Linked DNA regions of Homo sapiens: region 2 is linked to region 1. A link is an interaction called in ENCODE POLR2A ChIA-PET data of the cell type or tissue named here. Cell type or tissue: OCI-LY7. All regions are shown on one strand. Links, peaks and the distances in the headings refer to the core of each region. The heading gives the core; the rest is flanking DNA.

Region 1 (16,360 bases), core at 7,465-12,464:
TGACAAACCAGGCAGCTAAATAAATAACACTGATTTTCTGCCAGAAAGTCTGACTCCTTTTTTCCAATTTTAATAAATGAGTACTGTACATCTGTAAGGTAACCACCTCTTTTTGGATTTTTGTTTTTTTGAGAGAGAGTTTTGCTCTTTCACCCAGGCTGGCGTGCAGTGGTGCCATCTCGGCTTACTGCAACCTCTGCCTTCCAGGTTCAAGCGATTCTCCTGCCTCAGCTTCTGGAGTAGTTGGGATTACAGATATGTGCCACCATGCCCGGCTAATTTTTGTATTTTCAGTAGAGACAAGTTTCACCATGTTGCCCAGGCTGAAGTATGTATAGGACACAAAACCCTACTGTGAAACTTTTTGATATCTGGGTTAGAGGCTTCTCAGAGACCTGTATTGTATTTCTCTTTTGTCACCAATGGTCCCTTTGTTTGGTATCCTGGAGGTTTTTACTCCCCATGTTTCACCCAAGTTCTGCAGTAAGATTTAGGGTGGTTGAGAGGAGATGCCTGTATATAAGACAAGGGCAGTTGTGAGAAGTGGAGATGAGGAGAGATCAGTCTGATGCCTTGAGCTTGTGCTAGTTCTCAGGCAGATCAGTAGGAGCATGTGGGTGTTGATCTTAAACCTATGTTTCTGTGTACCCCTTAGAATGTCTTCTTATACACCCAAGAGACAGGTTCTTCTTTTGGAGACTTTGGGTACACTATAGCCCTTTTCCTGCGTGCTGTGGTTTGGATGTTGTGCCCTCCAAACTCATGTTGAGATTTGATCCCTGGTGTTGGAGGTGGGGCATAATGGGAGATGGTTGGGTCATGGGAGTAGATTCCTCTTGAATGGATTAAATTAATGCCCTCCCTGGAGTAGACGTGACTTCTCACTTTGTTAGTTCCCTAGAGAGCTGGTTTTTAAAAAGAACCAGCACACCTCCAACCTTGCTTCCTTTCTTGCCATGTGATCGCTGCATACTGGTTCCCCTTCACCTTCTGCCATGACTGAAAGCAGCCTGATTCCTTCATCAGATGCAGATGCCCAGTCATAAACTTTACAGCCATTAGAATTGTGAGCCAAATAAACCTTTTTGCTTTGTAGATTACCCAGCCTCAAGTATTCTTTTATAGCAACCCAAAATGGACTGAGAAACTGGGCTTGCTTTTTTTCATGTTTGCTTTTTTTTTTTTTTTTTTTGTGAGGTGGAGTCTCGCTCGCTCTGTCACCCAGGCTGGAGTGCAATGGTGCGATCTCGGCTCACTGCAACCTCCGCCTCCTGAGTTGAAGCACTTCTCCCACCTCAGCCTCCTGAGTAGCTGGGACTACAGGTGTGCACCACCATGCCTGGCTAATTTTTGTATTCTTAGTAGAGGCAGGGTTTCACCACATTGGCCCGACTGCTCTCGAATTCCTGACCTCAAGTGATCTGCCCGCCTGTTTGCTTTTTTTAAAACTGTGTTCCAGTTTTCATGACTGTGTGTTATTCCACACTTTGAGGTACTGTAATTTGACCACTGTGTACTGGTAGAGGATTAGGGTATTTTTCATCGTTTGCTACTGAGCAGTCTGCAGAACATAGCCATGATTGCTTTGTGACAAGGATATGTTCTGAGAGATGCGTCATTAGGTGATTTTGTCTTTGTGTGGACATCATAGAGTGTACTTACACAAACCTAGATGGTATAGCCTATTACACACCTAGGCTATGTGGTATAGCCTATTTGTACTTAGGGTACAAATCTGTACACATGTTATTGTATTGAATACTGTATGCAGGTGTTACCCAATTTTGGGTATTTGTTTATCTAAACATATTTAAACATAGAACAAGTACAGTAAAAATGCAGTAGAAAGGATAAAAAGTGATACACCTGTGTAGGGCACTTACCATGAATGGAGATTCCAGGCCTTGAAGTGAGTCAGTGAGTGAGTGGTGGTAGAATGTGAAGGCCTAGTACATACTGTACACCACTGTAGACTTACTAAACACTGTACACTTAGGCAACACTAAATTTATGGAAACGTTTTCCTTCAATAATGAATTAACCCAATTTATTATAACTTTTTAACTTCATAAACCTTTTAATTTTGTTTAGCTTTTTGACTCTTGTAATAACAACTTAAAACACAAACACATTGAATGGCTATACAAAAATATTTTCTTTCATCATATATCCTTATTCTATAAGCTTTTTTTCTTTTTATTTTATTTATTTTTTATTTTTATTTTTTTGAAACGGAGTTTCGCTCAGTGGCCCAGGCTGGAGTGCAGTGGTGCGATCTCAGCTCACTGCAATCTCCGCCTTCCAGGTTCAAGCAATTCTCCTGCCTCAGCCTCCCGAGTAGCTGAGATGACAGGTGCACACCACCACGCCCAGCTAATTTTTGTATTTTTAGTAGAGACGGAGTTTCACCATGTTGGCCAGGATGGTCTCTATCTCCTGACTTCGGGATCTGCCCACCTTGACCTCCCAAAGTGTTGGGATTACAGGCGTGAGCCACCGTGCCTGGCCTTAAGCTTTTTTCCTATTAAGAAAAATTCATTTGGCCAGGTGTAGTGGCTCACGCCTGTAATCCCAGCACTTTGGGGGGCTGAGGCTGGCAGATTGCTTGAGCCCAGGAGTTGGAGACCAGTCTGGGCAACATGGTGAAACTCCGTTTCTACAAAAAATATAAAAATTAGCCGGGTTTGGTGGTAAACACCTGTAGTCCCAGCTAAGGGAGGCTGAGGCAGGAGGATTGGTTGAGCCCAGTAGGCAGAGGTTGCAGTGAGCTGAGATCATGCCTCTGCACTCTAGCCTGGGAGACAGAGTGAGACTCTATCTCAAAAACAAAACAAAACAAAACAAAAAACCAATTCATTTATGGCTGGGCATAGTAGATCATACCTGTAATCCCAGCACTTTGGGAGGCTGAGATGGGAGGATCACTTGAGCTCAGGAGTTTAAGACCAGCTTGAGCAACATAACAAGACTCCGTCTCTACAAAATATTTAAAAATTAGCCGGGTGTGGTGGCATGCACGTGTGGTCCCAGCTACTCGGGAGGTTTAGACAGGAGTATTGCTTGAGCCTGGGAGATTGAGGCTGCAGTGAGCTGTGTTTGCACCAGTGCACACAAGCCTGGTGTACAGATGGAGACCCTGTCTCAAAAAAATTCATTTTCACTTTTTAAACTTTTTTTATTAACAATGAAAACATAAACATATATATTAGCTTAGGCCTACACAGGGTCAGGATCATCAATATCACTGTCTTCTCAGTCCACATCTTGTCCCACTGGAAGGTCTTCAGGAACAGTAACACACACGGAGCTATCATCTTTGATAACAATTCCTTCTTTTGGAATACCTTCCGAAGGACCTGTCTGGGGCTGTTTTACAGTTAACCTTTTTTCCTTAATGAGTAGAAAGAATACACTCTAAGACAACAATAGGCCAGGTGCGGTGGCTCACGCCTGTAATCCCACCACTTGGGGAGGCTGAGGTGGGGGGATCAGTTGAGGTCAGGAGTTCGAGACCAGCCTGACCAATATGGTGAAACACTGTCTCTACTAAAAAATAACAAAAGTTAGCTGGGTGTGGTGGCATGGGCCTGTAATCGCAGCTACTTGGGAGACTGAGGCAGGAGAATCGCTTGAACCCAGGAGGTGGTGGTTGCAGTGAGCCGAGATCATGTCACTGCACTCCAGCCTTGGCAACAGAGCAAGGCTCTGTCTCAAAAAAAAAAAATTAAATAGAATTAAAACAACAATAAAACATATAGTATATTGGCCAGGTGCAGTGGCTCACACCTGTAATCTCAGCCCTTTGGGAGGCCGAGGTGGGCGGATCACTTGAGGTTAGGACATTGAGACCAGCCTGACCAACATCGTGCTACTGCACTCCAGCCTGGGTGACAGAGCGAGACTCTGTGTCAAAACAAAAAAAAGTATAGTATAATAAATACATAAATCAGTAACATAGTCATTATCTATGTCAAGTGTTAGTACTGTACATAATTCTATGTGCTATACATTTATTTGATGGGCAGTACAGTAGGTTTGTTTATACCAGTATCATCACAGACATGTGAGTAATGCTTTGTGCCATGATATTACCGCTATAGTGTCACTGGGCAGTTGGAGTTTTTCAGCTTCATTATAACCTTAAGGGACCGTTGTTCATATGTGTGGTTTGCTGTTGACTTAAATGTTATGTGGTGTGTGACTATATATGTCATTTAGTACTCGGAGGACTATGGCATCTATCTTTATTTATTTATTGATATGGAGTCTTTATTTATTTACTGAGACGGAGTTTTGCTCTGTACACTACAATGGAACCTGTGAATAGCCACTGCATTTCAGCAGCCTGGGCAACATAGCAAGACCCCATCTCTATAAAAAATAAATGGTTATATGCATTGTGATTTTGACAGATATTACCAAATTAATTGCTTCAGATATTCTTCCAATTTACACCTACCAGCAATGAATGAGTGCCCATTCCCTTCCATTTTTACCAGTATAGGATTAAGTTTTTTTTTTTTTTTTTTTTTGAGACGTCTTCTTTTGTCACCCAGGCTAGAGTGCAGTGGTGTGATCTCAGCTCACTGCAACTTCCCCCTGTCAGGTTCAAGCGATTCTTCTGCCTCAGCCTCACAAGTAGCTGGGATTACAGGCGCACACCACCATGCCTGGCTAATTTTTGTATTTTTAGTAGAGGTGGGATTTCACTATGTTGGCCAGGCTGGTCTTGAACTCCTGACTTCAGATGATCCACCTGCCTTGGCCTCCCAAAGTGCTAGGAGGGAGCCATGCGCCAGGCCCCTTTTTTTTTTTTTTTTTTTTTAAAAGACAGTCCCTAGGCTGGAGTGCAGTGGCATGATCTGAGCTCATAGCAACCTCTGCCTCCCGGGCTCAAGCAATTCTTATGCCTCAGCCTTCTGAGTAGCTGGAATTACAGGTGTGCACCACCATGCCCGGCTAATTTTTTGTGTTTTTAGTAGAGACAGGGTTTCACCATGTTGGCCAGGCTGGTCTCAAACTCCTGACCTCAGGTGATCCACCCAACTCGGACTCCCAAAGTGCCGGGATTACAGGTGGGAGCCACTGCACCAGGCCTAGGATTAAATTTTTTAATCTTTACTAATCTTACAGATTAAAAATGGTGCCTTGGTGGGATTGTATCTTAAATTTCTTATGACTGAAGTGGAACATCTTTTTATATATATATATAAATATATATATACACACATATATAAATATACATATATACATATATAAATATACATATATATATATATATATATATATTTTTTTTTTTTTTTTGAGACAGAGTCTCACTCTGTTGCCCAGGCTGGAGTCCAGTGGCGCGATCTCAGCTCACTGTAAGCTACACCTCCTGGGTTCACGCCATTCTCCCGCCTCAGCCTCCCAAGTAGCTGGGACTACAAGAGCCTGCCACTACGCCTGGCTAATTATTTATTTATTTATTTATTTATTCATTTATTTATTTTTTAGTAGAGATGGGGTTTCACCGTGTTAACCAGGATGGTCTTGATCTCCTGACCTCATGATCTGCCTGCCTCGGCCTCCCAAAGTGCTGGGATTACAGGTGTGAGCCACCACACTGGGCCATAGTTATCTATTCTTATTCAAAACCAAGGTAGTAAGGCTAAACAGGAGCTTCATTTTTTTTTTTTTTTTTTTTTGAGACAGAGTCCCGCTCTGTCACCCAGGCTGGAGTCCAGTGACGCGATCTCAGCTCACTGCAAGCTCCACTTCCCAGGTTCACGCCATTCTCCTGCCTCAGCCTCCCGAGTAGCTGGGACTACAGGTGCCTGCCACCATGCCCGGCTAATTTTTTTGTGTTTTTAGTAGAGATGGGGTTTCACCGTGTTAGCCAGGATGGTCTCAATCTCCTGACCTCGTGATCTGCCTGCCTCGGCCTCCCAAAGTGCTGGGATTACAGACGTGAGCCACTGTGCCCGGCATGTTTTTATATTTTTAAAAGGCCACATGTGTGTCCTTTTCTGTGAACTGTTTATATTCTTTGCCTATTTTGAGTTTAACTTTTGCTAAATTAATTTGTAGGGGGAAAATAATAAAAGAAACCTTTAGTTACTCCAATAAAGGAAGTAAAGCAGATATTCCTAATTGTAAACTGACGTGTTTAACCTTACATTTTTCCGTGACTTCTTCTCCTATTAGAACAAGGAAATACATTTTACTTAGCTTTTCTTCTTTCCTTGTCCTCTACCTTCCCATGTTTAAGTAAACGGTATTTGGGTATATATATATTTTTTCAGATCACATAGGACTGGAAAAAATTTTAAAAATTATTATTGTAACTTTTTACTTAGTAACTTATGACTTAGTAATAAGTTACAATAATGATTTAACAATAATAGTAGGAGCTAACACATAATACCAGACACTCTAAATGCTTTTACATGTAAGTCCATTTTATTCTACATGTAAGTTAAGTCCATCTTACATTATATATGTCCCCATCTAAGTTTCTGAAAGCATTTGTCTGTGATTCATTCTGCCCAGTTTTTGAAATCTTAATACTTCCGAGAGAAATACTAAAGAGAGAAGGGAAAATAAAAGAACAATAAAAGGTCATCCTGGCATTTGAAAAACTTTTTCTTATTTCTAATTTTGTACTTCAGTCACAAAGTTTATTAGGAATAAAGCTAAACATAGTTGATTTTTAAGATGTGTGTTGTATTTTCTTATAACATTTTACATTTTGAGAACATAGCCCATGGCTTTTTGTTTCTTAGTCTATGAAGTGTGTAGGCACATAGACCTCAGTCAGCCTGCTACTCTCCTTTTGCAGCCAGGGCCCAACCAAGATACTGAGTCCTTACTCTGCCCTTGGGCCCACTTGGTCCTTTCTAGCCAGCTGTTACCCCTTGATTGGAGTTGGCATAAAATCTATTTTTTATCACAGCATTAAAGTAATCAACTTTCATTTAAAAGGACATTTTTCTCTTGCTATTTTATGGAGTTTTTATTTTTGTAAGTGACATTTTGTAATTGGCAGTTATGGCAAGTTTGTGTCTCATTAACCAGATTATTATCAACTGTAAATATTATAAAGGTTTATTATTTGACAAGTTAATTATGTTTTATGATATACATTTTCTTATTGATCTGGTCTTCTGAATGTTAATGGTTTATATTTTTTGTGAACAAAGCAAGTACTGTATTAATACTTTAAAATTGATGTCACATTGCTTATTGATCATTAAATGAGGCATTCCAGCAATTAGATATTCTTAAGCTTTTTAGAAAGCCTTGTGTTAGCTTTACTTCTGTCATTGTGTGGCTTAATTTGTGGTCTGGAAGAATACAGGCTCATGTTGTATATTTTCATGTGACTAGTTGATTGAAAATCCTTAATTTTTTTTTTGCTGTCTGTGGACTTACAGAATGAAAATCATTTTTATACTTGAAGTAGCTAATCTAAAATTTTCCACAAGTTATCTTTTTTTTTTGGAGACAGAGTCTCGCTCTGTCGCCCAGGCTGGAGTGCAGTGGTGCGATCTTGGCTCACTGCAACCTCTGCCTCCCGGGTTCAAGCAATTCTCCTCCCTCAGCCTCCTGAGTAGCTGGGACAACAGGAGCAAACTGCATTGCCCGGTGAATAATTTTTTTTTTGTATTTTAGTAGAGACGGGGTTTCACCTTGTTGTCCAGGCGGGTTTCGAAATCCTGAGCTCAGGCAATCCGCCCACCTCGGCCTACCAAAGAATTGGGATTAGAGGCATGAGCCACTACACCTGGCCATCTTTTTAAAAAATTATTATTATTATTATTTTTGTAGAAATGGGGTCTCACCGTGTTGCCCAGGCTGGTCTCAAAGTACTGGTTTCATGTGATCCTACTGCCTAATCCTCCCAAGGTGTTGGGATTACAGGAGTGAGCCACTGCACCTGGCCGACAAGTTATCTTTTTTTTTTTTTTTTTTTTCTGTTTTTGAGATGGAGTCTTGCTGTGTTGGCCAGGCTGGAGTGCAGTGGCATGATCTCGGCTCACTGCAACCCCCACCTCCTGGGTTCAAGCAATTCTCCTGCCTCAGCCTCCTGAGTTACTGGGATTACAGGCGTGCACTACCACGCCCAGCTAATTTTTGTATTTTTAGTAGAGATGGGGTTTCACCATGTTGGCCAGGCTGGTCTCAAACTCCTGACCTTGTGATCTGCCCGCCTCAGCCTCCCAAAGTGCTGGGATTACAGGTGTGAGCCACCTCACCCACCTGTTTTTTTTTTTTTTGAGATGGGGTCTTGCTCTGTTGCCCAGGCTGGAGTGCAGTGGCACCATCTCAGCTTACTGCAACCTCTGCCTCCCAGGCTCAACTGATCCTCCTGCTTCAGCCTCCTGAGTAGCTGGGACTACAGTTGTGTGTCATCGTGTCTGGTTAATTTTTGTATCCTTTTGTAGAGACAGGGTTTTGCCACGTTGCCCAGGCTGGTCTTGAACTCCTGGGGTGAAGCGATCTGCCCACTTTAGCCTCCCAAAGTGTTAGGATTACAGGCATGAGCCACTGCGCCTGGCCAAGTTATCTTTTTAAAACAAATCTTTTTATTGAAGTATAGTGTACATTCACTGAATTCCGGATCTTTTTGCTACTATTTTTATTTCTTTTCTTTTCTTTTTGTTTTTTTGAGACAGAATCTTGCTCTGTTGCCCAGGCCGGAGTGCAGTGGCATGATCTTGGCTCACTGCAACCTCCACCTTCTGGGTTCAAGTGATTCTCCTGCCTCAGCCTCCTGAGTAGCTGGGACTATTGCCACCACACCCAGCTAATTTTTTGTATTTTTAGTAGAGATGGGGTTTCACTGTGTTAGTCAGGATGGTCTGTATCTCCTGACCTCGTGATCCACCCGCCTCGGCCTCCCAAAGTGCTGGGATTACAGGCGTGAGCCACCGCGCCTGGCCTTCACTACTTCTATTTCTAAATAGTGCTTTTACCTTAATATAGTGCCTCTATATTTAGGTAGTCCAAAGTATTTTTCATTTAGCATTCCAAATCACGGAATTTTAGACCTGTAAGGACCTTATACATAATCTGTTTAAACCCTCTGTATTTTTTGGTTGAGTCCTTGGTTAGGTCTAAGGTCACCTAACTGGATTAGTATCCTGTCCTCTAAATGCTTCTTTTGTATGTTTTATTTATCTCCTTAAAATTTATTTTGGATAAGATAAATATACTGCATTTTGTTATATGTTTGTATAATTTGGCATTATGGGGCAGATAAATTAACGTTGTTGAGCCTTAATTCATCTTTACAAGGGACTCATTAATACTTTCTACCTTATTACCCTTCCTGTGTTGAGGGTTTTTGTAGCGATTAAATGAATAAAAGCCCCTACAAATCATAAGACATGCAGAAAACAGTAGCTTTGACTGGGCCCCCTGGAGGACTTTCACATTAACACAGAAGCCTTGACATACATGGGAAGTGGGTACCACTGGAGGCTTTTCTAGAGTTGTGCTAGTGGCATGCATTTTCAGTTGTCCCTTCCAGCCAGGAAGTTGGAAAATGGTCATCTGAAGCCTTAGTTCACTCTGCCCCTTTCTTGACACCTAGGAATGTGGAGAATGGTTGTGGCTGCTCTCCTTTTTAACTTCGTTTGCTAGTGGTGACAGCTCAGGGCTCAGGACGGTGGCTAATGTCCCATATCCTTTCAGTGTACCTCATGCCAGTTCCTTTCCGCAAGTTTTTCCTGAGCCAGTGTTGCATCGTGTCCATGTTTATAAGACTTCTATGAGTCTTTAAAGCTGCACATGTTTTCATATTATGGGGATTTGTGCATCTTTCTAGCAACATTATAAAAATAGTTGGCTAGCCAAACTTGCTTTACATTTAATAGTAGTGGTACCGGGCGCGGCGGCTTATGCCTGTAATCCCAATCCCAGCACTTTGGGAGGCCGAGGCGGGTGGATCACAAGGTCAGGAGATCGAGACCATCCTAGCTAACACAGTGAAACCCCGTCTCTACTAAAAAAAATACAAAAATTAGCCGGGTGTGGTGGCGGGCGCCTCCAGCTACTCAGGAGGGTGAGGTAGGAGAATGGCGTGAAGCTGGGAGGTGGAGGTTGCAGTGAGCCGAGATTGCGCCACTGCACTCCAGCCCGGGCGACAGTGTGAGACTCCATCTCCAAAAAAAAAGAAAAGAGTAGTGGTAATTCATGTGGGTGAAACTGCAGTTCCTGACAGGAATTAATTTCATCATGGTAGAAAATTATTCAAGGTTAAGATGTTGTAAAGATATCCCTAAAGATAACAAAATAAAATATTTTATTTCCTGTTTTTGTTTAATTCTTTTTGTCATTAAGGTATAATATGGTTGACTCATTTGGTGGGTTTTTGTAGCTTAAGGAGTTTCATTTCTTCTTTTGTTTAGGTGGTTTTCAGACTACTCTGTTCTCTATACAGTTAGGGAAATGTTTTCCATTTCAAGACTTTTTAAAAAACTTGCTTATGGGCCAGGCATGGTGGCTCACGCTTGTAATCCCAGCACTTTGGGAGGCCGAGGCGGGCGGATCACGAGGTCAGGAGATTGAGACCATCCTGGCTAACACAGTGAAACCCTGTCTGTACTAAAAATACAAAAAAAATTAGCTGGGTGTGGCGGCACATTCCTGTAGTCCCAGCTACTCAGGAGGCTGAGGCAGGAGAATCGCTTGAACCCAGGAGGCAGAGGTTGTAGTGAGCCAAGGTCGCGCCACTGCACTCCAGCCTGGGCAACAGAGCGAGACTCTGTCTCAAAAAAAACAAAACAAAACAAAAAAACTTGCTTGTGGTTGTCTGTCTTTTCATATGAACAGCTGTAAAGGGGAAAGGGCAACAGGATTAGAAGAAATTTGTTAGTGAAGGGCTCCCAGAATGAAATGTACTATAGCAGATGGTTGCAGGAAGTGAAGTTATAATCCTTTACCCTCCAACTGATTCTTATTTCCATTTTGTCCATGGTAGACTATTAATTTTCTGACTTTTGGTTTCCAAACTGGTTAAAGGTTTGAAAAAGGTTACATCCTATAGTATATATGGCCCATGTTTCTTTTTATTAATTTTTTTTTTTTTTGCATCCCCTTTCCCATTCAGGCCCATGTTTCTTTGTTTTGTTTTGAGACCGAGTCTTGCTCTGTCACCCAGGCTGGAGTGCAGTGGTGTGATCTCCGCTCACTGCAACCTCTGCCTCCTGGGTTCAAGCGATTCTTGTGCCTCAGTCTCCTAGTAGCTAGGATTACAGGGATGCGCCACCACACCTGGCTGATTTTTGTATTTTTAATAGAGATGGGGTTTCGCCATGTTGGCCAGGGTGGTCTTGAACTCCGGACCTCAGCTGATCTGCCTGCCTTGGCCTCGCAAAGTTCTGGGATTACAGACGTAAGCCACTGTGATTAGCTCAATGGTTCATTTCTTTTACATCTTTTATTTGCTGAGTAGAGTTTGTCTCTGGATTTTTTTCTTTTTTCTTTTTTTCTCTTTTTGAGATGGAGTCATGTTCTGTCGCTTAGGCTTGAGTGCAGTAGCGTGTTCTTGGCTCACTGCAACCTCCGCCTCCCGGGTTCAGGTAATTCTCCTGCCTCAGCCTCCCGAGTAGCTGGGACTATAGGCATGCGCCTCCACGTCCGGCTAATTTTTGTATTTTTAGTAGAGACAGGGTTTCACCATGTTGTCCAGGATGGTCTCCATCTCTTGATCTCACGATCTACCCGCCTTGGCCTCCCAAAGTGCTGGGATTAAGGTGTGAGTCACCATCCCTGACCCATTTTTTATTATTATAAATCAACTTGAACTTTGTTCTGGGATGCATTTAAGTTACTTGGAAACAGCCTGATGTTTGGTTGTTGCATCTGTGATTTGTTAAGTGAGTGTGGAGCAGTGCTCAGCCTGGGGCTTAATTATTCCCTCTTACAGAGGCAAGACCTTTTTGTGTAGTCTATCCAATACGCTATGAACTATTAAGTTTTTCCAGTGTGGCTGTTTGTAAATAAATACTGCTCACAACACTGTGTAAGCACTGAGCACTGCCTTGTCTGTTTTGTTGTTGTTGTTTTGAGGCAGGGTCTCCGTCAAGTGACCCTCTCGCTGGTGCGTGCCGCCACACGACTAACTTTCTAAGTTTTGTTTTGTAGACATGAGGTGTTACTATATTGCTCAGGCCAGTCTTGAACTTCCAGGCTCAAGGGATTCTCCCACCTCGGCCTCCTGAGTAGCTGGGATTCCAGGTTCACGCCACGAAGCCCACCTAATTTTTTTTGAGACAGAGTCTTGCAGTGCTGCCCAGGCTGGAGTGCAGGGTTGCGATCTCAGCTCACTGCAACCTCCACCTTTCAGGTTCAAGTAATTCTCCTGCATCAGCCTCTGGAGTAGCTAGGATTTCAGGTGTGCACCACCACTGCCAGCTGTTTTTGTCTGATCCCATGGAGTCTTGCTCTGTTGTCCAGGTTGGAGTGCAGTGGGATGATCTTGGCTCACTGCAACCTCCACCTCTCGGATTCAAGGAATTCTCCCACCTCAGCCCCCTGAGTAGCTGGGATTACAGTCACCCACCACCTTGCCCGGCTAATTTTTGTATTTTTAGTAGAGGCGGGGGTCTTGCCATGTTGGCCAGGCTGGTCTCGAACTCCTGACCTCAGGTGATCCACCCATCTTGGCCCCCCAAAGTGTTGGGATTACAGGCGTGAACCACTGCCCAGTCCTAATTTTTGTATTTTTTTGTAGAGATGGGGTTTCATCCTGTTGCCTAGGCTGGTCTGGATCTCCTGGGCTCAAGCTGTCCACCTGCCTCGGCCTCCTGAAGTGCTGGGATTACAGGCGTGAGCCACCATACCCAGCCTTAGTTGTTGTTCTCCTATTACTGAACATTTGGCTTATTTCCAGTTTTTGGCTACTGCAAATAAAGCTCCTATGAACATTCATGTACAGGTCTTTTGGTGTACTTATGCTCTCATTTCTCTTGGGTAATTACCTAGGAGAAACATTGTTGGTTCATGTGGTGGAAGAAACTTGTCACAGAAATTTTACTTCAGTAGATTTTGCCACACAGATTCCCAAAGTGGTTGGACCAATTTTTCACTTCCTCTGTTAATGTATGAGAACTCCAGTTGGTCTATGTTCTTTCAGTCTTTTAAATTTTTAGCTATTATGGTACCATAAGTTTAATGCTTCATTTGGGTAATATGAGGGCTAGGGTGATCAAATTGTCCTCATTTGCTGGGGACTGAGGGGTTCTCTAAATGAGGGATTTTGAGCTTTAAAACTGGGAGACACTCCCTAATGAGGTTTTTAGCTGAGTTAGCAGGATGTGAAGGGAAAAGCAGTAAATTCCCTCAGTCAGACCAAGCCCAAGTACAGATACCTGGGCTATCCTTATCCAGAGGAGTGTTCTCTAATTACCAAAGACAGGGGCCCAGCCATCCACCCCCTTTCCCTTCTGGTGTCCGTTCAGACTGATTTCTTCAGAGAAGCCTCTGCTGGCTCATCAAGCTACATGACATGAATTTCCTCTGTCATGCTTCCAGAGTATGCTGTGTAATTTTATAGTACTCACCAAATCTGAAGGTATATATTCTTGCCTGGAATCCAGGATGGACTGTAATTCAGGGTAGGACTTTTATGGCTTCCTCATAGCCTCAGAACACGTTGGTAGGCACATCAATAAATTTACTTTTTTTTTTTTTTTTTTGCTGGGGGTAGGGTGGAAGGGAGAACACAGGTCCTTGTTAAAACATGTGGCAAGGCAGATTGTTAGATGTATAAGCCGTGAAAGTTTAGTTTTTACCCTAATGGTGGTTGGTTGGAAGTTATTGAGGCCTTTTTATCAAAACGGGAGAAATAGAAATTGTGTTTTAGGAAGCTGCTTGCTGGGGTGTTAATGAATTAGAGGATGGATGGTGCTCTGTTGGTGCTAGATAATTTGGTTCTGATTCTTTGTTTTAAAATTGATAGCAAGTGAAAAATAGTACAGTAGCATGTTGAGACTATATAAAATTCCATATGGACTTGGAATTTATTACAGTATTGGGCAGCTTTTGCCCGATGCAGTGTTCTTTGAATAAATATAAAGCAGAAATAGCTTAAATTTCTGATGGGATCCTGATTTGCTATAGAATAACTGATGAGTCCTTGTATCTCACACTGTGGAAATAAAATTTCTGTGGTAAATTTCTTAAAGTCAGTAAAGTAAAAAACTCATACTTAGCCAATTTTTGGTTTTCATTTAATATGTACTTTAAGGTAAGATTTCTTTTGCATTTAGTTCAGCAGTTCCTGAAATCCTTTCCAGGGGGTCTATGAGGTCAACACAATTTTCTTTCTTTCCTTTTTATTTTCTTTTGAGACGGAGTCTGGCTCTGTCACCCAGGCTGGTGTGCAGTGATGGCTCACTGCAAGCCCCGCCTCCCGGCTTCACGCCATTCTCCTGCCTCAGCCTCCCCACTACCTGGGACTACAGGCGCCCACCATCTCACCTGGCTAATTTTTCTATTTTTAGTAGATACGGAGCTTCATTGTGTTAGCCAGGATGGTCTCGATCTCCTGACCTTGTGATCCGCCTGCCTCGGTCTCCCAACGTGCTGGGATTACAGGCGTGAGCCACCGCACCCAGCTCTTTGTTTTTGAAACAGAGTTTTGCTCTTGTCGCCCAGGCTGGAGTGCAATGGCGTGATCTTGGCTTACTATAACCTCCGTCTCCTGGGTTCAAGCGATTCTCCTGCCTGAGTCTCCAGAGTAGCTGGGATTACAGGCTCCCGCCACTATGCCCAGCTAATATTTTGTACTTTTAGTAGAGATGGGGTTTCACCATATTGGCCAGGTTGGTCTCAAACTCCTGACCTCAGGTGATCCACCCGCCTCGGCCTCCCAAAGTGCTGGGATTACAGGCATGAGCCACTGCGCCCGGCGTCCAGTGTAACTCTTAAGTTTAGTCTCCCATCCACTTTGTGTTAAATCTTGAAAGAAGAATTTTGAAAAGCACTGGAATGAAATGTGAAAAATAAAGCCCCTTTTACAGTAACTTATTGATGTTTATGTTCTGCAGTGTTTTATGCTGTAACTTTGTGAGTCTATCCTTGCTGCTGCTGAATTTAGTGTTGCTCGATAATTCTTACTTGGTCTGCTCTGAATGTTTCTTTTCTTTTTTTTTTTTTTTAATTTATTTTTTTATTGATAATTCTTGGGTGTTTCTCACAGAGGGGTATTTGGCAGGGTCATGGGACAATAGTGGAGGGAAGGTCAGCAGATAAGCAAGTGAACAAAGGTCTCTGGTTTTCCTAGGCAGAGGACCCTGCGGCCTTCCGCAGTGTTTGTGTCCCTGATTACTTGAGATTAGGGATTGGTGATGACTCTTAACGAGCATGCTGCCTTCAAGCATCTGTTTAACAAAGCACATATTGCACCGCCCTTAATCCATTTAACCCTGAGTGGACACAGCACATGTTTCAGAGAGCACAGGGTTGGGGGTAAGGTCACAGATCAACAGGATCCCAAGGCAGAGGAATTTTTCTTAGTGTAGAACAAAATGAAAAGTCTCCCATGTCTACTTCTTTCCACACAGACACGGCAACCATCCGATTTCTCAATCTTTTCCCCACCTTTCCCGCCTTTCTATTCCACAAAGCTGCCATTGTCATCCTGGCCCGTTCTCAATGAGCTGTTGGGTACACCTCCCAGATGGGGTGGTGGCCGGGCAGAGGGGCTCCTCACTTCCCAGTAGGGGCGGCCGGGCAGAGGCGCCCCTCACCTCCCGGACGGGGCGGCTGGCCGGGCGGGGGGGCTGACCCCCCCCACCTCCCTCCCGGACGGGGCGGCTGGCCGGGCGGGGGGCTGACACCCCCACCTCCCTCCCGGACGGGGCGGCTGGCCGGGCAGAGGGGCTCCTCACTTCCCAGTAGGGGCGGCCGGGCAGAGGCGCCCCTCACCTCCCGGACGGGGCGGCTGGCCGGGCGGGGGGCTGACCCCCCCACCTCCCTCCCGGACGGGGCGGCTGGCTGGGCAGAGGGGCTCCTCACTTCCCAGTAGGGGCGGCCGGGCAGAGGCGCCCCCTCACCTCCCGGACGGGGCGGCTGGCGGGCAGGGGGGCTGACCCCCCCACCTCCCTCCCGGACGGGGCGGCTGGCGGGCGGGGGGCTGACCCCCCAACCTCCCTCCCGGACGGGGCGACTGGCCGGGCGGGGGGCTGACACCCCCACCTCCCTCCCGGACGGGGCGGCTGGCCGGGCGGGGGGCTGACCCCCCCACCTCCCTCCCGGATGGGGCGGCTGGCCGGGCGGGGGGCCGACCCCCCCACCTCCCTCCTGGATGGGGCGGCTGGCCGGGCAGAGGGGCTCCTCACTTCCCAGAAGGGGCGGCCGGGCAGAGGCG
Region 2 (16,360 bases), core at 7,496-12,495, 72 kb after region 1:
TTTTCCTTTCTCAAAGACTAGAATTGTTCATAGAAGAAAGTTTTGTTTTCTCCATTGGGACATTAATATTTTACCCCAAATTTTAGGATCTCCAAAATGGGTTTGTATTTCAGTTGTTTAGAGCTTCGAGAATATTTTATCAGAGAAGCAAGAGTACAGATGTCATGTTTGCAAGAACTTTAAAAATCAGATATTTCACTTTGGGGGGCTGAGGCCAGTGGATTGCTTGAGCTCAGGAGTTTGATACCAAGGTGGGCAACATAGTGAAACCCCTGTCTCTACAAAAAAATACAAAAATTAGCTGGGTGTGGTGGCATGCGCCTGTCTTCCCAGATACTTGGGAGGCTGAGATGGGGAGATTGCTTGAGCCTGGGAGGAGAGGTTGCAGTGAGCTGAGATCATGCTCATGCCACTTGCCCTCTAGCCTGGGTAACAGAGTGAGACCCTGTCTCAAAAAAAAAAAAAAAAAAAAAAGAAAAAGATATTTATGTGAACCAGAACTATGTGGAATCTAATAACTACCTGTATATATTTTTCCTGGTCAAAGTGATTTTTGCTCAATTTAAAAATTAATGTATATCTGTTATGAAAAATTAAAAAATAGTACAGCAGCAGCCAAAAAAAGCTTTGTTCTCATTACCCAGAGTAGAATGTTCTTACTGTTTTGTTTTCTTTAAGCCCTTTTTTATGCATTATACATAATAATAGCAAATTACAGAATAGTATAGAGGATAATGTAATAAAACTCCATATAAGGGCACCTAAAGCAAATGTTAATATTTTAGTTCTTCAGGTTAAAAAACTTTTTTTTCAACCATTATAGTTAATGTTGAAGTCTCTAATATTCCCTTCTGAGTCCTACTTCCCTTTACCTCTGCCTCCTTTCAAGAGCCAGCCACTGTAACAGATCTGCTATGTATGTAGTCTGTGTTTTTATAGTTGTATTATTTATTATTCCAAAACAACATAAATATTCTTTTGCATATGCTTAAATTTATTGTGTAACACTTGCCATTTGCCCATTATTGAGATCTAGCCGTGTTAATAAATATAAACACAGTTCATTCATTTTAACTGCTTTCTATTATTTCCAATATTCTTGTATATAATACTACACAACATTATTTATGTATTCTGTTACCAGGGAACATCTGGAGTGCTTTCAAAACGTTTTTCTTTTGCTGTGTTACTCATAATGCTATGTTGAAAATTTCACACATATCCCTTTGTGAGCATGTGTGTGAGTTTTTAGGCTATAACTAGAGTTATATTTATATATATAAATTTATATATTTCTTGTGTCTTGTTTTTTCTAATGGTTTTAAAGTTTTCTTCATATTTAGGACTGTAAATCTATATAGAGTTTAATTTTGTGAATAGAGTGAGGTAGGGATCTAATTTTTCTCATATATTAAATTAATTGTCCCAGTACCATTTATTGAATTTGTTTCTTCATGATTTGTAATGCCCCTTTATCATATTTTAGGTTCCTAGATATACTTAGGCCTGTTTATAGACTTTTAATCTATTCTCTTTTGTTTTGTAGATCTATTTTTCCCTGTGCAAGCACCACATTTTAGTACATTTTGATAACTAAGTCTTATGTGAACTTTCTTTTTAACTGTTTTAAATGACCTCCACCGCCCCTATGTTTTCCCTAACTATATTATATAAATACTTTTTTTTTTTTTTTTTGAGACAGAGTCTCGCCCTGTCGCCCAGGCTGGAGTGCAGTGGTGCGATCTCGGCTCACTGCAATCTCCGCTTCCCGGGTTCAAGTGATTCTTCTGCCTCAGCCTCCCGAGTAGCTGGGATTACAGGCGCACGTCACCACACCTAGCTAATTTTTGTATTTTTAGTAGAGACGGGTTTCACCGTGTTGGTCAGGCTGGTCTCGAATTCCTGACCTCGTGATCTGCCCACTTCGGCCTCCCAGAGTTGCTGGGATTACAGGTGTGAGCCACTGTGCCTGGCCGGATAAAAATACCTTTTTAAAAATCACTGCAAGAACTTAGTTTTACCCTAATGTTGCATGATCTTATATAGGTAAACTATTATTTATGTAACCAGTCCCTTGTAGTTTAACACTATTCTTATGAGATACTGCTTCTCAGATTATAACTGGGGATGTGGTCCCTGCTTGAGTGCAAGTGGAAAAGCTTGTTCCTGAGATGGTGGAGAGTTCTCGTGGCAGCTGGGCTGACTTGCCTGAGGTAGAGAGGGCCTGTGTGGGCTCTTGGTTCACAGCTGCAGCAGCTCACTGCTTCCCACTGCTGGTGAATGTGCAGGACAGCAGGTGAATTTCTTTTGGGAGAGGGCAGTTTTAGAGGTTTGGTATTTGTTGTCAGTGAAGGTGATATTTTAAAGAAGCATTTTAAAGAGGATTCTACCTATATACCTTAATTCCTTTAAACATCATTTTATGGCCAAGTACACTGGCTTATGCCTGTAGTCTCAAAACTTTGGGAGGCTGAGGCAGGATGATCACTTGAGGCCAGGAGTCTGAGACAGGCCTAGGCAACATAACAAGACTCTGTCTCTACAAAACAAAACAAAACAAATTAGCCAGGCATGGTGGTGAGTGCTTGTAGTTCCAACTATTCGTGAGGCTGAGGTGGAGGGATCCCTTGAGCCAAGAAGTTCGAGGCTGCAGTGAGCTATGATCATCCCAATGTAGGCAACAGAGTAAGACTCTGTTTCATAAATAATCATTTTCTGTGTAGTTTCTGTAATACTTGCCTCTTATGCTCCTTCTAGGAAGTTACCTTCACACCCTTCAGTGTTTTTTATCTCTCCTGTTTTGTTTCCATTCTGAAGCTTAGTAATTTTGAGGTCCGATTACTTTTGTATCACATATATTCTTTCTAGTTATTTATTACCGTAATTATTTTCTAAAGCAGAAGTAGGCTCAGAGGCTCAGGAAGTGGTGTTTTGTCATGTTTGTATAGCTGGTTTCAGAGATAGGGTTTGGATCTGCACTTGATTCCTCCTGAGTAGTTATCTCTCCTCTGTCAGATTACCTCTTCTATCTACCCTTCCACCTCATTTTTGTTAGAATGACTTGGATTTAAGCGTCATTATTGTCTTTCTTTGAGGCAGCACTGAAGAAGATGTGTTTTTTTGCTTGCAACATTTAAATACCATGGTTTCCTTCTCATACTGCTTTAGGTTCAGCTTTACTTAGACTCTTAGATCCTGAGGCATTTATAAAATTGAGTAGTATGGTTAAAAATTAATTATTAGTATGTTGATAATGAGCTTTGCAGATTGTTTCCCAAAAAGAACATATGAAAGGTTCATTGGTTGTTTTGTACCATTAAATGAAAATGGATTCATCATTCAGTTGAATTTGGGGAGTCACATTCTTTTCTTTGAGTATTTATGGTCCTACTACCCCCTCACCCCGCTTACCTTTTTTTTTTTTTTTTTTTTTTTTTTTTGAGACAGTTTGCTCTGTTGCCCAGGCTGGAGTGCAGTGGCGTGATCTTGGCTCACTGCAACCTCTGCTTCCTGGGTTCAAGTGTTTCTCCTGCTTCAGTCTCCTGCCTCAGCCAGTAGCTGAGATTACAGGCGTCCGCCACCACTGCCGACTAATTACGGTCCTATTCTGATCGCTTTAGCACCTTTTTCTATTAGGTGATCAAACCTTGGATCTGAAGACCTCTTTGAGAGGCCTGCAGAGAGGGCAGGGTTGTGGAACTGCTGAAACCTGATAGCCCTTCCTAAGTGATTTTCTTTGTGACTTTTATTCTGAGGACTTCAATGGGCTGTCAGCATTCCTAATCTGACATCGATTTATCCGAGACAATTTATGCTACTTGTCAAATCACCAATAATGTATTGGGAGCAGGTAATTAAACTGTTTGCACATCAGTAGTTCTCACATCCTCATTTTGAAATCTGTTATGAATATAGTTGAGCTGTGAATTTCAAACACTGCTAATCTAAAATATATAAGATTCATAATTGTTAAAAAACATTGAAGCCATGGGGGCTTTATAGGTTTCACTCGTTTTGTTAAAATATAAGATCTGTTTTATACAATATACAAAGAAGAATATAGGGCTGGGCAGTGTGGCTCACGCCTGTAATCCTAGCACTTTGGGAGGCCAAGGCAGGTGGGTCAAAGGAGTTCGAGACCAGCCTGGGCAACATAGTGAAACCCCATCTCTACTAAAAATACAAAAGTTAGCTGGATGTGGTGGCACGTGCCTGTAGTCCCAGCTACTCGGGAGGCTGAGGCAGGAGAATCGCTTGAATCAGGGAGGTGGAGGTTGCAGTGATCCGAGATTGTGCCACTGCACTTCAGCCTGGGTGACAGAGCAAGTTTCCTCTCAAAAAAAAGAAAGAAAGAAAAAGTAGGTTTACAGTACTTACATTGATCCTTTCTACCATTACCCCCATGGGAACAAAATTCCTTAGAACCAAGGAAATCCTGCATTAGTTAGTAAGTGGCAGTGAGTTAGTTGATGGAAGTTACAGCTTCTGACTCCCTGTTTGGTGGTGTTGGCCAGAGCAAGGTCTGCACTCCCCTGGCTTGAAGAACAGAATGTCATGAGCATTGTGAGGGAGCTGGATCGAAGCCTTAGACCTGCCAAAGTGAAGGTACTGGCTTACACTTTTGCCTGGACTTTGAAGACTAAATAATTTGGGGAGGAGGGGTAAGAATAAAAGAGAAAGAAGTTTTTGAGTTAGTTTGGAGCCTGATGCGCCTTCTAGAGAAGACTGTTTTACAGGTGATGAGCCGAAGGGACAAAACAATACATTGTATAAGGACTGACATTTAATTGGTGACATAATCAGGACTAGAAATTTAGGTTGCCTAATGCCAGGTCTGGTTCTGAGAAAGGCCAAGCTGTGTTGATTTAGGAGGGAGGAAATTGTGTCCTGGAACACCTCTGATTTCTATGTTATATCTGATCTTTTAAAAGTGTAACTGTTGGCCAGGTGCCGTGGCTCACGCCTGTAATCCCAGCACTTTGGGAGGCTGAGGTGGGTGGATCACGAGATCAGGAGATTGAGACCATCCTGGCTAACACGGTGAAACCCCGTCTCTACTAAAAATACAAAAAATTAGCTGGGTGTGGTGGCACGCACCTGTAGTCCCAGCTACTCGGGAGGCTGAGGCAGGAGAATCACTTGAACCCGGGAGGCGGAGGTTGCAGTGAGCCGAGATCGTGCCACTGCACTCCAGCCTGGGTGACAGAGCGAGACTCCATCTGAAAAAAACAAAACAAAACAAAGCGTAACTGTTATTTTATTTTGCTACCTCCTACCTTATATCCTTTTAGTGGCTTTTAATTGCATGTAGGGTTAAAACTTAGATCATTACTGGTACTGTAGTCAACAAAACTATTGAGTTTTGCCTGGCCTCTGTCTATAGCCCCTTTGCCCAAACAGTCCTCCGTCCTCTGGACTCCAGCCAGGCTGTACCCTTCCTTTGGTTTTGTGTCTTGCCACAGGACTTGCATGTTCAGGTCCCTTTCCCTGATGCTCTCATAGCCCCACATAGTTAACTCTGTTTAAAACCACATCTTGGCTAATCCATCACTTTAGGGCAGGTTGCTTTGTGATGTGCTTATGTAGAGAGCCAGGTCTATAATTAAAAACTCATTTTTGTGATTATTTTGTGTCTCTTTCTCTCCTTCCCATTCCCTGCATACCAGCTTGTTATATCCCTTAGTGTAGTTACTGCATCTGTTTTTCCTCACCATTGAATTCCCAGCACCAAGCATAGTGCCTGGCATATATATATAGGTGTTCACTAAATATTTGAGAATGAGTAAATTAGCTTCTTTCTCTGGGACATAGGTTCTTATTGAAATAGGTCATTGCAATATATTGTTTTCTGTTCCTTTGTTTAAGCATTTTAATGTTTTATAGAGAGCGTCTCATCACTAAGAGTGATGTGTATATGTGTATTTGAATTCTAATTTTATTATATCCCCAGAGCTGTACACACACAGTCTGAACACTATGAACTGTAGGAAGTTTTAAGCATACCATGCATGCTGCCACATACCCCTCATCCTTTTTAAGAGATGGGGTCATGCTGTGTTGCCCAGGCCAGATTTGAACTTCTGGGATCAAGCAATCCTCTTGCATCAGCCTCCCGAGGAGTAGCTAGGATTATAGGTGTATGCCAGCATGCCCAGCTGTGATGCACTTAAATTTTGTGTTATATATATTTTATTATAATTTCAAAACTCCTTTTCACCATTTTTAAATGTATTAAGTAGATTCACTCTGGCATTACATACATTCACATTGTTGGTAACTATTACCACCATCCATCTCTGGAACATTTTCATTTTCCCAAACAGAAACCTCATCCCCATTAAACTCTAACTCTCCATCCCCTCTGCCCTCTAGCCACTACCCTTCTACTTTTGTCTCTATGAATTTGACGGCTCTCAGTATCTCATAAGTTTTTCGTTACTGGCTTATTTTCACTTAGCATGTTTTCAAGGTTCATTAATGTTGTACCATGTGTCAGAATTTCCATCATTTAAAAATTGTGTGTGTGTGTGTGTGTGTGTGTGTGTGTGTGTGTGTATAGAGAGAGAAAGAGAGAGAGAGAGAGAGAGAGAGAGAGAGAGAGAGTCAGTCTTGCTCTGTCCCTCAGCCTGGAATGCAGTGGCGTGATCATAGCTCACTGCAGCCTCAAACTCCTGGGCTCAAGTGATCCTCCTACTTGAGCCTACCAAGTATTAATAGCTAGAACTACAGTCATGTGCTACCACTCCCAGCTATTAATGCTAAGTAATAATACATTGTGTGTATATACCACATTATGTTACTTTATCAGTGGCCACTTGAGTTGCCTCTATCTTTTGACTGTTGTGAATAACCCTGCTATGAACAAAGGTGTACAAATGGAGACATTTTTATGATTCTTTCTTTTCCCCCATCAATCTGTAGCTCATGTATGATCCGTGTAGCCCGGCGCAAGTTACTTAACCTACCTTTGTCTGAGTTTCCTCATCAGCAGTGGTAGTAATAATAAAACCTACTTGCTCTGCTTCAGGAAGGTTATGGATGGGCAGGAAGAGGGAGTGCAGCCACACTATGAGTTGCTGATACGTGTAACCAAGGATTCAGAACTCAGTGGAACTGCAGTGGCTCCTCAAAGTAGAGGCAGTTGGGGGCTCCTTTTCTGGGGGCCTTGGATTCTGTGGAGGGCTTAGAGCTGTTTGCAACATTAGCTGCTCAGGTTGGCTGGAAGACAACTGACTGATTTATTCAGCAGTTTATGTACCTTCATTTTAGGTAATGTTTGCAAACATTGGGCCCTTCTGGCTCTTAAGGCCCCATAGAGGCCCTGTCCTTACTGGGAGAGAGCAGGCAATGCCTCAGGGTCCTGAACAAGACCCCTGCGACCTTCCAGCCTCGGAAAAAGGCTGCCGCTGAGTTCCCACATGACATCAACTTGAGGATGAATTGAGATAATTACTTGTAAAGTGTTCAGAGCAGTATCTGGCACAGTGTCAGAGCTCAATAAATATTAGTTGTTATTGTTGAGAAGACGACAATGGTGCATTTGTCTTTTTCACCCATAATCTTTGTTGAGCCTCATTTACTTCTGATTTTATAGCCTTATTGATTGTCTGATAGGTATTTTGTCATGCCGTGTTTATTATTTTAGTAGATTATCAAGTTTAAATATGGTCATTAGGCTATGATTAACCATACCATTTAATATAATTGTTACAAGAAGTCACTGTAAGAGTTAAAAGTGGTGAACAAAGGCTGTTAATATAATCTTTCATATAATCTTCCTCTTAAAACAAGCTATAATTTTTTCAAAAAAAAATTTCCCATCAAGAATAACTTAGAAAAGACAATTTATTTTTTGGATGAGGGAAAGTTGACCTAACAGTATTATTATTCTTCAGATACTAACGCTTTATAAAAATGCTAGCCATCAATCACGTACTTCATTCTGTTTGTTTGTGAGTCTTGTTTCATTTAGGGCCTTGTGGGTACTGGGAATTGAGGATAGTTTAGAAGGCACAACAGAAAATACAGATTTTTTTTTTTTTTTTTTTGGGAGGTAGTCTCGCTCTGTCACCCAGGCTGGAGTGCAGTGGTTAGTTCTTGGCTCACTGCAACCTCCACCTTCTGGGTTCAAGCGATTCTCCTGCCTCAGCCTCCTGAATATCTGGAATTACAAGCACCCCTGCCCCCCTGGCTAATTTTTGTGTTTTTAGCAGAGATGGGCTTTTCACCATGTTTGCCAGGCTGGTCTCAAACTCCTGACCTCAAAGTGATCTGCCCACCTTAGCCTCCCAAAGTGCTGGGATTACAAGCGTGAGCCACTGCGCCTGGCCAGAAAATATTAATCTTTTGATTAGCATTTTAGATATCAACTTATGTCAGAAATCTAGACTTCAAAATGGACATAAAATTGATGGGGATTCGTATAACTTAAAAACCCATGAAAAACTTATCACGGGTACTGTTCATGTTTCCAAGGCTATAAAATTAGAATTAGTACTAATGGACTAGCACTGCAGTAAAAAATAGGAAACACGAAATTTTTCTTCCTGCTAAATACATCATTAAAGCAATAATATTCTACATTACACACACGTCTTTTTGTTGATGATCTATTACAGATGAGTGTGGAGACGCTGCAGACTATCCTAGGAGAATTGTTTGTGTGTTTTATGGTCTATTAATCCATCTTTTCCTTTTAAATTTAAGCTTTAATGAGATTTTTTCTTTTTTGGGGTAAATACAGCCTTTTACTTTTTCTCCTACAAATTTCACATGAATATAGAAACATCAGAAAGGCACTGTAGATTTGAACTTGGGAGAAATAGAAAGAGAATTGTTTTAGCAACTTTGTCTAGGATAATTGGTGGAAAGATTTGTATTTACAAGTATGAGTTAGTGGAAGGCTTGTGGTTATAATTTCTTAAAACTAGCTGGGCATGGTGGCTCATGCCTGTAATCCAGGCGTGAGGCCAAGGCAGGTAGATCATCTGAGGTCAGGAGTTCGAGACCAGCCTGACCAACATGGTGAAACCCCATCTCTACTAAATACAAAGAATTAGCTGGGCGTGGTGGCACATGCCTGTAATCCCAGCGACTTGGGAGGCTGAGGCAGAAGAATCGCTTGAACCCAGGAGGTGCAGGTTGCAGTGAGCTGAGATTGCGCCATTGCACGCCAGCCTGGGCAACAAGAGCTTAACTCCGTGTCAAAAAAAAAAAAAAAATCTTAAAACTTTGTATTTTGTGGTAATACAAAAATAGTGCAAAGACTTCCTGTATTCACTTCATCCAGATTCCCCAGTTGTTACCATCTTTACCACATTTGCTTTATTATTATTATTGTCAAATGACACAAATTAGAGAATTTAGTTTAAGCATCTAATTGGCTTTCATTTATTCTATCTATAAAGTAGAATAAGCATTCTGATGAGCTGAGCAGAGGTGATTGGCTTTATAGACAGGAAAGGGCTGAAGAAAAGCAGAAACAGGGAACAAGAAGCAGATTGGTTGTTTCAAAGTTGCTTTCCTTAAAATAGAGAGGACTTCCTTATGCCTACTCAGGTAAACTGGCCCCTTCTGATTGGTTGCTGTGAATCTTGGCACTAAGCACAAGTGACTGCTTTCTAGTCTGATCTGCTGGGGCCTAGTGCGAGAGCTCAGTCCAAAATAATGGCCTTCCATAAACTCTAACACTATATATATATATATATATAGTTCTTAACAGTTTGAAAGTAAAATTTCAGAATAAATGTCCCTCTACTGCTAAATATTTGAAAGAGTATTTCCTAAAAATAAAAACCAAGGATATTCTCATATATTAGTTCAGTATAATAATCGGACTCAGGAAATTAACCTTGTTACAGTACTGTTGTCTAATCTAGAGACTTTATTCAGATTTGTTAGTTGTCCCAGTAATGTTCTTTATGGCAAAAGAAAAAAAAAATTCTGGCCCAAGATTTCCTTGTGAATCACTTGTGACATTTAGTTGTTGTATCTTCATAGTCTCTTTCATTCCTGAACGATTCGTTAGTCTTTCTTTGTGTTTTATGACCATGGTATTTTGAAGAGTGCAGGCCACTTATTTTGTAGAATGTCCTTCAGTGTGGGTTATGGTTATAATCTGATTTATAATTAGAATAAATTTTTGTTCTACTTAAGTCCATTTTGGTCAGTTATGTCCATCTAGGAGATTATATATTTCCCCCTAAAATTTTCAAATTTAACATTTTTACAGTATTTTTAAACAGTTTGCCGTATTTGTAGTTACAAATAGATTTTCATTCTTGTTATTGTTTATATGTATCACATAACCTTTTTTTCTTGATTGTTTTGCCTGAGGTTTCTTTATTAGTTATCTAAAAGAATGGGAACTTAATTTTGGTAATTAAAAAAAAGTGGTACATATTCTGTTTATTTTTACTCTTATTTTCTTCTGCTTTTCTTTAGGTTTACTCTAATATTCTTTTGCTAGCCTTTTTAAGACCTTTTTAAAATTACTTTTCATGATAAACATACAAGATTGTGAATGTCCCTCTAATTATCACCTTGGCTGTAGCACATATCTTTTAGTATGTAGTATTTTTATTATCATTTGGTTCTAAATATTCACTAATTTGCCTTATAATTTTTAATTTAACTTGTGAGTTAATTTAGAAGGAAGTGTGGCTCATCTACCTATTTTAATTGCCTTTGAGAATGTGGTCAGAGAACATGTGTGCTACCAATTGTTTCCATGTCTTGAGATTTCTGTTAGGGCCTGGAATAGGATCCTCCCCAGTATTTTGCTCCCTGGGCCTTACTGACTCTGGCAACATCAAGGTCTGATGCTTGTCACATCAGACTAGTAAAAAAGGAAACTTGCTGTTTGGCTCGATTTCACCTTATAGCAGTCTAGAAAATACCCTCATGATAAAGGCCAAGATCAGTGTGGAAACTCAACTATTACACTTTTCAGAGGGATCATCACCTCTCCTTGCCTGTATTGGTTCTCCAGTGTCTTCACACAGTTGTTTTCACATATTTGTCTGGTTTGTGCCAAGAATCACAGCCAGGTGGCAATAACTTTTAATTACGCTCATAGTAAGTTTGGAAATGACATCTGGGGACATGGGGTCACTGTGACCTATTGTCCCCTGTAGCTTTCTTGTGATAATAATAAAAAAGAGCCAGGTATGTTGGTGTACACCTGTAATCACAGGTACATGGGAGGCTGAGGTGGGAAGATCACTTAAAAGCTTGAGACCAGGAGTTTGAGACCAGCCTGAGTCAACATAGTAAGTCCTCCTCTCTATTAAAAAAAAAAAAAAATAGGCCAGGTGCAGTGGCTCACGCCTGTAATCCTAGCACTCTGGGAGGCCGAGGCGGGTGGATCACTTGAGGCTAGGAGTTCAAAACCAGCCTGGCTAACATGGTGAAACCCTATCTCTACTAAAAATACAAAAAAATTAGCTGAGTGTAGTGGTGGGCGCCTGTAATCCCAGCTACTTGGGAGGCTGAGGCACGAGAATCTCTTGAGCCTGGGAGGTGGAGATTGCGGTGAGCCGAGATCGTGCCACTGAACTCTAGCCCGGGTCACAGAGCAAGATTCCATCTCCAAAAAAAAAAAAAAAAAAAAAAAAAAAAAGTAATCAAAAGGTGTGAGTACACACAAGAACATGACTCAGGGTGTCTTTTAGGTTGATTTGAGTGGATGCCAGCTAAGCCTTAGCAAGTTTGTTGGATGAGGGGTTTTGTTATATCTATGCATTAAAGCAAAAATTGAAAGTAGATGGCAAACTTTTTTACGTATAAAAAGCTTTTTTTTTTTTTTTTTTGAGACGGAGTCTGCCTCTGTCACCCAGGCTGGAGTGCAATGGTGCAATCTCAGCTCACTGCTACCTCTGCCTCCTGGGTTCACGCGATTCTCCTGCCTCAGCCTCCCAAGTGGCTGGGATTACAGGTGCGCGCCATCATGTCCAGCTAATTTTTGTATTTTTAGTAGAGATGGTGTTTTGCCATGTTGACCAGGCTGGGCTTGAACTCCTGACCTCAAGTGATCCACCCCCGCCCCCCTCTGACCTCCCAAAGTGCTGGGATTACAGGTGTGAGCCACCACACCAGACCAGCATATGAAAAACTTTGTCCATATCAGTTTGAGGTTTACTCATGAGAGTTTATTATAATCTTCCTCTGCTTGGAAAAAAAGAATGTGGTTATTAATTTTTAAATAGATGTGATATTCTGAATGCTGTAATTCCTGTAGGAGGTATATATGTGAAGTTTTTGTGAAATTGTAACTGAACAAATCAGTACAGATGGCCCTCGACTTAGGATGTTCAACTTAACAATTTTTGCTTTGTTTTGTTTTTTACAATGGGTTTATCAGGGTATTAAATGCACTTTTGACTTATGATATTTTCAACCTATGATGAGTTTTTTGGGACGTAGCCATCAGTTGCAGAGCATTTGCAGTTAGTATTGAATATAGTATATGTGTATCAGTTAGCTGTTGTCATAATACTGCATTTTACAGGTTGGGTTCCCTGGAAGCAGATTCTGATAGCAGTTTTTATGTGGGAAATTTATTAGGGATTCCCCTTGGGATCAGCACTTGTGGAATAAAAGGCAAGGAGGCAGGATTGACTAGTGGGAGGAGGTGGATACAATCGAATGAAGGCCTCAGCTGACTCCAGCTGATTTGTGGCATCCCAAATCAGGGTGAAAAGCTGGGCCTTTACAGCCCTGCATTATTGGATGCAGGTTGCTCCAGGAAGAGTGTGTGGACTTTCACGATGAATTGTTCTTGAATTGAAATAATTCCGAAAAAGATCAGCAGCTGAGGACTGTCTTATTCACAACACTTCTGGCAACTAGGTGAATTAAGTTCTTTAGTCTCAAAGAGGAAAACACATCTATTACACTGCCCAAATTTCAGTGGCTTATAACAACAAGCATTGATTTCTGATACACTCATCTGCAGATTGTCTAGGATTCTGCTGAGCTAGACTGGGCTCTGATGTAGGTGCCAAGCTATAGGTTGGGTCCAGATCTGCTCCATGTATTTCTCATCCTCCATGGACAAAACTCAGTAGCACAAGAGGGCAAGGCCAAATGTGCAAACACTTGTCAAGGCTCAGTTATGTCACATATCCTAACATCCTATTTGCCAAGCAAGTCACATGGCCAAGCCCAACATCAGTGGAGTGGAAGAATACTCTCCTGTGGAGGTGTGGGGGAGGGAATGAATATTTGCTGAACAATAGTCCAATCTACCCATAGTGTGGTTCTGCTTAACAAAAGATGAGAATTCCATTGCCAAGATTTACTTGTCAGTCTTTCTCCTAAAATACTTCTTTTTGTCATCTCCATCTGTTATGAATGAGATGAAATGTGACAACACCTTCACTGCTTTTTGGCAGAGAGAACAGCTTGTGCTGGGTTCTTAAGATTTTTACAATTTAGATTTGAATGGATCGTGCAATGTGTATTGGTATCTCTATTGAAAACATGGTATCTTTGCAAAGTATTTAATCTGGAGGGAAGACTTTTAGTTTAGTTTTCTTCTTCTTTTTTTTTTTTTTTTTTTTTGAGACGGAGTCTCACTCCATCACTAGGCTGGAGTGCAGTGGCCCGATCTCAGCTCACTGCAACTGACACTTCCTGAGTTCAAGGGATTCTCCTGCCTCAGCCTCCCGAGTAGCTGGGACTACAGGCGCGTGCCACCATGCCCGGCTAATTTTTGTGTTTTTAGTAGAGGCGAGGTTTCACCATGTTGGCCAGGATGGTCTTGATCTCTTGACCTCGTGATGATCTGCCCGCCTCGGCCTCCCAAAGTGCTGGGATTAGAGGCGTGAGCTACTGCGCCTGGCCTAGTTTTCTTTCTTTCTTTTTTTTTTAATATAGGCACTCAACACTGTGCCCAGCTAATTAAAATTTTTTAATTAATTAAATTTTAAAATTAAAAAATTAATGCTGAGGCTGGTCTCGAACTCCTGCCTTGGCCTCCCAGGGCCTCTCAAAAGCTCTGGGATTACATGCCTGAGCCAATGTACCTGGCCAACTTTTAGCTTTTTAATGCTTAGTTTCAAAATTCCTTTTCTATTTCTTTTCTTTTTTCTTTTTTTTGAGACGAGGTCTCACTCTGTCACCCAGCTGGAGTGCAATGGTGACGTCTCTGCTCACTGCAACAGCCGCCTCCTGAGTTCAAGCGATTCTCCTACCTTAGCCTCCTGAGCAGCTGGGACTACAGGCGCATGCCACCACACCCAGCTAATTTTTGTATTTTTAGTAGAGATGGGCTTTCACTCTGTTGGCCAGGCTGGTCTTAAACTCCTGACCTCGTGGTCCGCCTGCGTTGGCCTCCTAAAGTGCAGGGATTAACAGGTGTGAGCCACCGCACCCAGCCTCAAAATTCTTTTTCTTATTTTAAATTGAGGTATACATATGGTAACATATATAGAGTGCCCTACAGTTTGTTACACAGCTTAAACATTTTTACCTGTGTATATATTCGTGTAACCACCACTAGATGGTAAAGAACATTACCAGTATCTCAACAGCTTCCCTTCTGCTCCTCTCCAGTTAGGAAATCACTATTCTGCCTTCTCTAACAATCAATTAGTTGTTCATTTTTTCAAACTTCTCTGGCATTTCAAATTTGTGTTATCTTACTGATAAACCGCAAGTCGTTGGTCCTGTGTTATGTTACTGTGTCTTTTCCTAGCTTATTTTCTTTATTTACCCTACATTTTCTCTACTGGATTTTGTCTCTTCTGTTATAGAAACTGTATTCATGTAAAGCTCTTAAGGGTAAGATTAGACTACGTAAAGTCCATTCAAAAGAAACTTCTGTGTGTATCAGAAAGATGGGGTTTATATGGACTTCTGGCACATAATATGATTCTCTGGTTTCCTTTATGAAGTTGGTCAGTTTCAAAGGAATTATTTCCTAGTAACTCCACAGTGTACACACCTGATGAGTGTTTACTTTCTACACATTCTGAGCTTTACTCTCCTCTCCTTTGGTCTTTGGTATAAATGTGCGCTTTGGAGGTTTCATATCTCCTGGTGAACAGTAATTCCAATGTATTCTTTCTCATTTGATTTGAGACAGTACAGGAGCTCCTCCTCTGAAAGCAAATGGTTCCTTCAGTGTTCAGGAACACAAACTAAACACTAAAGAGTAGAACCTTTGAAACAATGAATATAATCATTTTTTGTCATAATCACTTGATGAAGGCTAAGATACTACTTCAGTTCTTTGAAGCCCTTTAGGTAACAGCCCATCATCATTTAAAAAAGTATCCATAAGAAAAGCAGTTTCACTCATTTAACATGAACACAAAACTGAAAATCCATTCATGATTTGAGTGGTTGGTGTAGCATCAGCTGAGAAAAATGCACTTAATTCTGTGACTGGTTTCAGAGCCCCTGTTAATTATAAAAATTTCTTTTGGCTAGATGCAGTGGCTCATGCTTGTAATCCCAGCACTTTGGGAGGCCAAGACAGGCAGATCGCTTGAGCCCAGGAGTTGGAGACCAGCCCGGGCAACATGGCAAAACCCTGTCTCTACTGAAAATACAAAAATTAGCTGGGCATTGTGGCATGCACCTGTAGTCCCAGTTACTTGGGAGGCTGAGGTGGGAGGATCATCTGAGCCCAGGAGGCAGATGTTGCAGTGAGCTGAGATCATGCCACTGCACTCCAACCTGGGCAACAGAGTGAGACCCTGTCTCCAAAGAAAAAGATAAATTATTTTTATTTTGAGGAATTTTAGCATTTTTGAGTATCTTTTAATCTTTTAGTTTTTTCATTTATTGTAAATTTAGAAGGTTTAAAAAATAATTGTTTATGGGATTATTAACTGAAAAGGTCCCTAAATGCTATTGATCTTTCTTTTCATTTTCATGAGGTTAGTTATTAAGAAACAATAATTACAGTAGTCTTTCTTTTCCAAGAGAAGATATATTTCAGCACCCTCAGTGGATGCCTGAAGCTGAGGATGGCACTGAATCAGACTTTTTTTTCTCTACACTATACCTAACATAAGGTTTAATTTATAAATTAGGCACAGTAAGAGATCAACAAGAATAATCATAGAACAATTATAAGAATATACCATTATAAAAGATATGTGACTGTGCTTCATATGGTTTGGCTCTGTGTCCCCACCCAAATCTCATCCTGTAACTCAATAATTCCCACGTGTTGTGGGAGGGACCACCGGGGGAGATAATTGAATCATGGGGGCAGGTCTTTCCTGTGCTGTTCTCGTGATAGTGAATAAGTCTCATGAGATCTGATTTATTTTTTTTTTATTTTTTATTTTTTGAGATGGAGTCTCGCTCTGTCACCCAGGCTGGAGTGCAGTGGCGCAATCTTGGC

What was found. ChIA-PET counts read pairs that join two places held together with the same protein. Peaks named below come from ENCODE experiments on the same cell type or tissue, not always from the same donor. Only the 100,000 strongest peaks of a DNase experiment are listed, where the experiment ranks them.
Region 2: POLR2A ChIA-PET joins it to region 1 with 8 read pairs; 6 of 35 experiments call an interaction of 5 or more read pairs at or near these places.

Annotation. Positions count from the first base shown.
Region 1 is chr2:42,589,441-42,605,800 of GRCh38, forward strand. All of the region lies in intron 3 of MTA3 (metastasis associated 1 family member 3), which reads left to right. The region is part of intron 2 of LOC105374555 (a long non-coding RNA gene); the gene reads right to left. Among named protein-coding and RNA genes, the nearest start is that of MTA3, 29 kb to the left of the region's middle. In OCI-LY7, for the core only: CTCF peaks have their summits at 9,394 (motif pointing left) and 9,600; DNase peaks (open chromatin) are centred at 9,411, 10,391 and 10,801; H3K4me3 peaks cover 1,739 bases; H3K27ac peaks cover 2,824 bases.
Region 2 is chr2:42,661,055-42,677,414 of GRCh38, forward strand. All of the region lies in intron 8 of MTA3 (metastasis associated 1 family member 3), which reads left to right. Among named protein-coding and RNA genes, the nearest start is that of OXER1, 95 kb to the right of the region's middle. RefSeq lists enhancers at 2,526-2,575, 12,995-13,289 and a silencer at 12,995-13,289. In OCI-LY7, for the core only: no CTCF peak of the experiment used is centred there; no DNase peak of the experiment used is centred there; H3K27ac peaks cover 515 bases.